Regions from separate parts of the Homo sapiens genome. Here region 2 is linked to region 1. Evidence: chromatin contacts called from ENCODE Hi-C or POLR2A ChIA-PET data. All regions are on one chromosome and are shown on one strand. Each heading gives the region's core, a stretch centred on a gene start or an enhancer-like site at or near the end of the contact. The rest is flanking DNA. Distances are from core to core; before and after follow the strand shown. Region 1 overlaps RFX2 (regulatory factor X2). Region 2 holds the start of NRTN (neurturin).

Region 1 (4,322 bases), core at 817-3,316:
CAGCCCACCACGCTTGGCTAATTTTTTTTTTTTTTTTTTAGAGAAAGGGTCTGGCTATGTTGCCTAGGTTGGTCTCAAACTCCTGGCCTCAAGTAATCTGCCAGTCTCAGTCTCCCAAAGTGCTGGGATTACCTGTGTGAGCCACTGCACCCGGCCTTACTTCTTAATTCTTAATAAAGCATTTCTGTGTAAAAGGGTCATTTCCAAGTACAAGAAAACCTCCACTGAAAGCTAAGAAGAGATCAAGTCAGATTTGGGAGAGTGGTTTCTTTTCCATTCATGTCATTGTTTCCTTGATGGGATCTTTTTAACAAATATTGAAAAAGCCAAATACAGTTAAGGAAATTGTGCCTATTTCAACAGCAGCAGCACTGGGACTGAGAAGTCCATTCAGAAAAATACAGATTCCTCTCTTTGCAGATCTGAGCAGCTTTCAAACCCATAGAGATCGCGTCCACACTGTGGCCACCCTGTTGTTGCTGAGAGGCGCGCGTTACCTGCGGGGAGGCTGGCACAGGCGGGGCTGCCGCCGAGGGACGCAGAGCCACGGACGCTGGCGAATCCGCTCCACCCTCGGAATTCTGCATGCTCAGGTCTAAAGAAAGGCGGAGAGAGATTGGGTGGGCAAGGGCTGCAAGCACTGAAATCCGAAGAGGCAACTAACAAGTTCAAGGGAGGGAAGGAGTAACCAGCTACATTCTTCAAAGTCGAAAGGCAGAGACCCTGGTGGTACTGCCTAAGTGAGGAGCTGCGGAAACAGGCTGCACAACTGTCCCACAGAAGGAGAGAGGGGCCAGAGAAAGTTTTCCAAATATAAAACCCAAAAAGGGCTCTGTCAGCGCACAATGGCAGGAATTCCTCAACAGAAGGCCGGGACACTGGCTCTGTGCCCAAGTCTGAGCAGGTTGAACTATTTTGAAGGGCTCAATTGTTTCCTCATTTACCCAGAAATCAAAAGCTCTGGGTGGGTGACTGCCATTTGGGAAGCTACTGCACCCCAAACGACAACGGGAGAAACTCTAAGGCTGGGTTTCCCCACTGTGGCACCGTTGACATTTGAGCTGGATACTTCTTTGCTGTTGGAGGCCCATTCTGGGCACGGCAGGGTGCTGAGCAGCACCCCTGGCCTCCACCCATTCCATGCCAGGAGCGCCCCCTCCCCAAGCTGTGGCAATCACAAATGTGTTCAGATATTGCCAAGTGACCCCTGGAGGGCAGTGTGAGAACCACTGGCTAGGGAGAGAAAAGGTGACCTGCAGAGGGAGCAAAGAAACAGTACATTTTATCCTGGGCTGGATAAAAGTCCTCACGAATTTTGGCAGTAAGTAAAAACTGCCTTCTGTTCAAAGCCATCTTTGCCCACAAGAAAGTATAAACATATATTTCTTTGCTGTCAGAGGCATACATCTTTCAAATAGGTAGTTTTACAATTCTATATAAAACCACTCATTTAATATCGTGGCAGATGATACAAATTTGTTCCATGAAAATGCTAAAAGTCGAACAGTCTTCACTTTTAAATAAACAATCGGCTATGTTGAGCATTTGAGACATAGTTAAGTACACACACTTAGGTAGGGAGGTGGCTTTGTGATCAGGCACACCAGTCCCCCGTCCTGGCACCAGCTTTGAGCATGTCACCCTCCCAGTGTGGGGTCTCCATGGCTCCTGCCTGCTGGGGGTGGTGAGGACTGAACCTCAGACATACATCGCGGTGCCCACGACATCGTCAGAACACAATAGACATTTGCTAGAACTTTTACGTTTCTCTATCACCCCCAGAGGTTTTATCTCTTATAATGAGTGAAAAAAATTTTAAGCTTTTTAAAAATGAAAAGTCAAACTTACAATAAATTAATTTACCTAAGGAAAGCAGAAAGGGATATGTGTGTTTGAATTCGAGTGTGCTGGATTAATCCCATCTGTATTGTTGGGGACTATTCCCCGACCACCACCGCTCCCCGGCCCCCGCCCCCGTCCCCTCCCAAACGCCTTCGATGCCACCCAGAGCCCCACGGCCAGTGCCTGGGGATTTTTCTGTTCTGTGTGAGCCTGACTCACTTCTCACCACTAGATGGCCCCAGAGCCACACGGTGATTGGCTGGGGCGTTAACTAAACCTTACACAGCCCGCACCTCCTACCTTCTACTCTTTCAAAAGATTGTAAATTTCCCATAGTGTATTTCCTGAGTCCTCAACTCACTCTCTGTCTTTGACAGAACTGACCTTTGGAATTTTTCTGTTACAAGCTGCTTGTATTTACAGTTTCCTTTAAATGTTTAAATCAGTCATTTGCACACCATCCACCATGCTGTTCCCGTCTGAAGCCAAGCGGGTAGCATCAGTGATACTAGGAGATAATTTGACTAGAACTCTTTGTGAAAGGAGTCCACCAGTGATAAAGTCAGAATGCTGACTTGACTAAGACCAGTTCCTTGTTCCGCAGGTGGAAATAATTTTGCTCCAAACTCCAGACCTTATTTAAGTAAGAAGAGGCCATGAGAGTGTTGGGGATAAATGGCGAGACCGTGGTCTGTCCACCATGGCCAGAATGCACCTTCCAGAAAGCAAGTTGTTCCACATCACAGGCATTTACACATGAATGTGTTCCCCTAATTTATTTTTATTAATTATTATTATTGTTTTTTGAGACGAAGTCTTGCTCTGTCACCCAGGCTGGAGTGCAATGGCATGATCTTGGCTCTGCCTCCTGGGTTCAAGTGATTCTCCCACCTCAGTCCCCTGAATAGACGAGATTACAGGCACCCACCATCATGCCTGGCTAATTTTTGTATTTTTATAGAAACGGGGCTTCACCATGTTGGTCAGGCTGGTCTCAAACTCCTGGCCTCATGTGATCTGCCTGCCTCAGCCTCCCAAAGTGCTGGGATTACAGGCATAAGCCACCGTGCCCAGCCTGTTCCCCTAATTTAACACACTATTTACCATGTGTTGTCTTATAGGTCAGACCAATGAGTCTGTGGCTTTTTGCCTGTGGGCATGCCCCAGTCCACAAATGCTTGGGTGCCAGAAAGCATCAGCCTCGTTATCCTGAAGGGTCAGAGGACAGAGTTCTGAATGCTGGGGTGTGGAGATTCTGGAAGAGAGAGAGCCACAGAAGGGGTGAGCCCTCAAATCTTCCTACAAAATACACCTGAATCTTTGGCTAAGCAACTACACCACAAAGGTGTGGGGGAGATACCAGGGGTCTTGGGGAAAAACCAGCAGTGCAAAGATAAAAAAATTAAGTGAAGATTTCAGCTGCTGCCTGTTGCAGGAGGGAGAGTTTGAATCTAGCCAAGTCACTTGCCTTCAGGGGAACTCAGATGAACCTACAGATTCTACAATACATCATTAATGATGTCCAGGACCCAGTAAAAACCATGAGCTATGAAAAGAAACAGGAAAGTGTAACATACACTCAAAAGAAAGAGTAACAAATAAAAAGAAAAAAGAAAAGCAGTTAATTATAACCAAACGCAAGATAACCCAGATGATACAGATAGCATTCAAGGACTAAAGCAGCTACTAAAAATAACTTCAAGAACTTAAAGGAAGTTATATACATAATGAATGAACATATGGGAATCTCAATCAAGAAACAAAGTATAAAAGGAGAACCAAATAGAAATTCTAGAGCAATAACTGAAACAAAAACTTAACTGGATGCACTCAACAGCTGGTTAAAGATAATGGAAAGAGTTAGTGAACTTAACAATAGATAAAAAGCATTTACCCAATCTGAAGAATGAAGAGAAAATATATGAAGAAACATGAATAGAACAAACTGTCTAATATATATGTAACGAGAGTCCCAGAAGAGAAAAAGAGAATGTAAGAGAAAAAAATATTGAAAAATGGCCAAACACCTCTACATTGGGTGATGGATATCAACTTAGAGGTCCAAAAATCTCAACAAACCCTAAAAAGAATACAAAGAAAGCCAAGATAGGTATGTCATGGTTAAACTGTTAAAAGAAGCAGTCAGAGAAAAACTACATATTATATTCGGAGAACAAGGGCACAGATGATGACTGGCTTCTCATCAATAACAATGGCAACCAGAAGACAATGGAGTGACATTTTTAATATGCTGGGGGGGAAAACCCTATCAGCCCAGAATTCTATCTCCAGCAAAACTATTCTTAAAAACTGAAGGTGGAATAAAGACATTTTTTGCATAAACAAAACCTGATAAAATTTTCTGCCTACCATGAGAAATGCTAATGGAAGTTCTTCAGAATGAAAGGAATTAATACCAGATGGTAAATTTGGATCTATTAGGAGTAAATATCACTTAAAATGATAAATACGCAGGTAAT
Region 2 (4,322 bases), core at 1,086-3,585, 240 kb before region 1:
CAGGCAGCGTGGGGGTGTGTAAGGATCTGCTGAGAGTGTGTGTGTGTGTGTGTGTGTGTGTGTGTGTCGGGCTGAGTGAACCCCGGGTCTGTGGGCATGAGTGCATTCAGAAGGGCGTGGGGTAAGGAAGGACCCCCGCAGGAGAGTGTACGCGTGACCTTGTGAGATACTCGTGGAGGGGTTGTGTCAGCGTGTGTCTGCGTGTGAGGACCCGGGGGTGGGGCGGGGTGTGACAGTGCAGGAGTGTCTGTGCTCACTAGGGCGTCTAGGTTTGTGTGAGAAGGAAAGATAGGCCGGGCGCGGTGGCTCACGCCTCTAATCCCAGCACTTCGGGAGGCCGAAGCGGGCGGATCACGAGGTTAAGAGATCGAGACCATCCTGACCAACATGGTGAAACCCCTTCTCTACTAAACTGGGCGTGGTGGCGCGCGCCTGTAGTCCCAGCTACTTGGGAAGCTGAGGCAGGAGAATCACATGAACCCAGGAGGCGAAGGTTGCAGTGAGCCGAGATTATGCCATTGCACTCCAGCCTGGGCAACAGAGCAAGACTCCGTCTCAAAAAAAAAAAAAAAAAAAAGAGAGATGGCAGGGGGGGTGACCCCACCGGGAATAAAGGTTTGAGGGTGTGTGTTTGAGGTTAGGGTATGTGTGTCACTGGGAGTGGGTTTCTGGGAGTGAACATTTGGGAACACTAGTAATGGCAGACATTGGGACATCACCCCCAACTTGCCAGGCTTACTCACTTACTTATTCACATTTACTCATTACTTATACAAGCTTGTTCACACTCATTCAGTCCTTACTAGAACACAGTGAAGATCTACTAGTAATACCCTGTTACAAGTGGGGAAACTGAGGCACGGGGGGGAAGGCCCAAGGCCACACAGAACACAGATCCCTGTTAACTTCCATCCTAGATCTGGGAACAGGCTGCCACTTCTCTGACATAGGTCCGTTCTCTCGTCCCCCCACCCACAACTCACATTCCAGCACGCACCCCGCGCACGTGCACAGCACCGCGTGCATCAGCCCGCGTGCAGCAGGAGGCGAGGCTGCGTGAGTGTCCCCATCACCGCGCGCACTGCGCGGCCCCGCAAGTTTTACAGGCGCTTTGTGGGGACGTGCATATGTTGGGGTTAGGGATCTTCTAGGAAGGCCTAATCTGCATGCGAACCCCCAGGCTGCTGGAATCAGAAACATGCAGGCAGCCAGGGCCGGAGTGAGGAGGAGGCCCCAAGAACCTCAGCGGCGGGAGCGAGAAACCAGAGCACGGGGGCTCCAAGAACGCAGGCGGCGCGGGGAGGAGTCTGCAGGGCGGGAGTTTTTCGGTCACCCCGCGGGGCGGGGGCGGGGCCGCAGCAGTCCCAGCCCAGCTCAGCCATCCCAGTCCCGTCCCCGAGTTAGCCCGGCGCCGCCAGGGAGCGCTGTGGGAGCGCGGAGCCGTCGGGGAGGAGCCCGGGTGGGTTTGGGCTCCCCTGCCCGTGAGCCTTGGTGCCAGGAGGGGGCGCCGGCGGGAGCTAGGAGCGAGAAATCCCCTGCAGGGCTCTGAGGCCGCACTGGGGGACTTACTGCTTGATGGGGGGCGCTGAGGACAGCGGGTGTCGTCATCCGTCCGAGGGGAAGACTTTGCGTCTCAGTTCCCTGGAAGAGCTTTCTTGGGAGGGGGCTTCTTCAGCTTCTGGGGAAGGAGAACCTGGGACGAGATTGGAGGGGGACACCCCAATCCTCAGTGGGGTGGGGGGAGCTGTATGCGGGGGCCACAGCTGTTGGGGTGTGGGCCATGGGTCTTAGTTCGCCAGAAGGGGTCGGGGGAGCGTCTTGGAGCTCCGGATTTAGGCAAGAGGAGCCGTCAGGGGTCCCCGGAGTGAGGATGGGAAACAGCTAGTTTGAGGGGGGCGCCGCTCTGGGGGCTTCCCTTGAGGGGCTTCTTTAGTGAAGGGACTTCTTGGCGCCTTGTTCTCTGGAAGGGGACCTGGGACAGGTTTGGGAGGTCTGGCAGAAAGGTCAGATCCTCGATAGAATGTGGGGGGCGCCAAGGGCCACAGGCACTGGCGTCGGGACAGCTGCGGCTCTTAGACACCTTCGGAGGGGGTGTCTTGGGGTCCCGGCTCTCCCGAAGGGGAGCCGTCGGAGTCCCCGGGGCCGGGGGAGAAAGCCGTCTAAAGGGGGCTCTGTGGTTGGTTCCCGCGCCTCTGCCACCTGCGCTCCTCCGGTCCCCTCCGGCGGGGGCGGGGAGGGCGGGGAGGGCCGGGGAAACCCGAGCCACCGCCCCCAGCCCCGCCCCCGGCCCCGCCCCCGGCCCCGCGCCGGCCGAGCCGTCCGCGGCGGGACGGGCGGAGGCGGCGGGAGAGCGCGCCCTGAAGCCGCTCCGAGTGCCCAGGTCCCTCTCGCCGCCGCCCCGGAGCCCCGTGCTGCGCGCCGAGGCCGCCTGCGCCGTCCGTGCGCCCCCGCGCCCCGCGCCCTCTGAGCCGCCGGCCGTCCAGGGCACCCACCCCCAGCCCCAGCCCCCGCCGGCCCGGGATGGCCGCAGCCCGCGGCTAAGCGAGCCCGGGGGGCCCCATGGGCCGGCCCGCGCCGCACCCCGCCCGCGGCCGCCCCCTCCGGCCCGGGCCCCCCCCGGGCACCGCGGGCCCAGGCGGCCCGGATGGCGGTCGCGGCGGCTGGGGCAGGGGCTGGGGCCGCGCGGCCGCCACTGACGGGTAGTCCGGCGCCCACAGCAGGTAAGCAAGGGGCAGGCGGGGCAGGTGGGGGGGCAGCAGGGTACGACGGGGACGACCTGCCCCATGGACGGGGCATGGAGGGTGCTGAGGACTCCGAGTAGACCAGGGGATTCCCTCCTGCAGCAGAACCAGCGGGTGTATGAGGGTGGGGTCAGAGGGACGACAGGTCAGCGCGTGGGGAGGGGCGGGGGCGTGAAGCCAGATCCTAAGCGGCTCTCCAAGCCCGAATCCAGCCGCGGTGTCCCTGTCCGACGGGGCGGGCGCACTCCTGTCTCCTAAAACCTCCAAGTGTGCATCTGAGGAACGCACGGTGCCCTCCCCAGAATCCCCTTAGCCTCTAGGAGGGCGAGACCCAGACAGCCCTTTAGCCATGTGGTCTCCAAGGGGCCGTTGGGGGGCTTCCGGATCCTGCAGAGCCCGGGCGGGGGGCTGCCGTCGCGGTCCAGCTGCGCACAGAAGTAAACATCTGTCAGTGGCGCGTTCCCTGCTCGCCGCCGCCGCCGCCGGGGACACGGTGTCCTCCGGTGAGGGCCGGGCCCTCTCGGCTCCTGGAGCAGCCCGTTCAGCCACCAGAGGGCGTGAAACCCTTTGGTGTTGGGGGTGGGGGTCCCTTAAGGGCAAAGCCTGGATGTGAAGTGGCGGGAGGCTGTGCCTGCCTTTCCTGCTTTTTATAAAAGGTGTCTCCTGCACGGGGATAGCCCCGAATTGTCCCAGGAGGTGGTTTGTGGATTAGGAGTTATTAGGCCCAAGGGGGCTGCAGACAGATTAGTGGGGAGGGGGGTGTGCTGGAGAGAGAAATGGCTCTCCCAGGGTGAATGCCACCACTGTCCCCTCCCCAGAACGCATCCGACCTGCCCACAGGCCTGTGATTACCTGCAGGGCTCGTCATTGGTCCAGATTTGGGGAGTGGGGCCAGGGGCTTAAAGCAGGGGGGTGCAGGAGGCCGGACCCCTGACTTTCCTCCCTCTTGCCTGTCTCCCCTGCCCTTTCCCTGTTCTCTACATCCTTGTCCCTGTTCCATGGCCCTCTTTGTCTGTCTCTGAGTGCCCCGGGCTGAGGAAGCCTGGGTGGGGTGTGACCAGCCTCAGAGGATGTCAGTGAGGGGCAGGATCCCACCCACACTGCCAGCTTCTCCCACCCCCAGCTTCTTGCCTTGGGGCCCTTTGGACACCCCTCCCTCCTCCCTTCATCCTAAGACTCCCGAGGTTCATAGCTCCGGCACCGACTCCACCCCCAGGGAGCTACAGAAAGCTTCTTCCAGGGGTGCAGGGAAGAAAATAAAACATTCCCCTCTTCAGCTGGGTACTGCATCTGAAACTCCACCATCAGCACTGGCCCCTCGGCGTTTCAGGTCCCAGTTTTCAGGGAGCGAACAGAGGAGACAGCTTTCAAGAGCTGGGCAGAAGGGACTCAAAAAGTTTGCAGCCGGGCACAACACAATCAAAAGATTGTTTCGACAAATGTGTGTCGATGGCAACCGCGTGGTTGACTGGTGTCAGGGTTGTTGGGTGCTGTCCTTCAAGGGAGGCAGATTTAGACCCAGGGACACAGGGCTGGGGAAGCTCAGAGTGGGGATGGAGGGCTCTACCTCAGGGTAGGAAT

Evidence for each region. A loop is a pair of places that touch in the nucleus more often than their neighbours do. ChIA-PET counts read pairs that join two places held with the same protein, here RNA polymerase II (POLR2A). Pooled maps may share reads with other maps.
Region 2: a loop to region 1 is called in a pooled map, with 22 times the contacts of the local background. The contact joins the promoter of NRTN here to the enhancer-like site in region 1. A Hi-C loop is called at or near these places in 1 of 37 single-sample maps with no recorded cell type and 7 of 50 pooled maps. POLR2A ChIA-PET finds 5 or more read pairs at or near these places in 1 of 52 experiments (MCF 10A).

Annotation. Positions count from the first base shown.
Region 1 is chr19:6,046,910-6,051,231 of GRCh38, forward strand. RFX2 (regulatory factor X2) reads right to left here. Exons shown (of 18, transcript NM_000635.4): 2 at 498-595. The coding sequence starts at 587. Among named protein-coding and RNA genes, the nearest start is that of RFX2-AS1, 14 kb to the right of the region's middle. RefSeq lists a silencer at 1,997-2,116. Within about 2 kb of position 2,067, at least 3 of the 41 ENCODE cell types and tissues checked have a DNase peak (open chromatin) inside an H3K27ac peak, as active enhancers do.
Region 2 is chr19:5,802,732-5,807,053 of GRCh38, forward strand. NRTN (neurturin) reads left to right here and starts at 2,336. Exons shown (of 3, transcript NM_004558.5): 1 at 2,336-2,720. RefSeq lists a silencer at 1,227-1,526 and an enhancer at 1,227-1,521.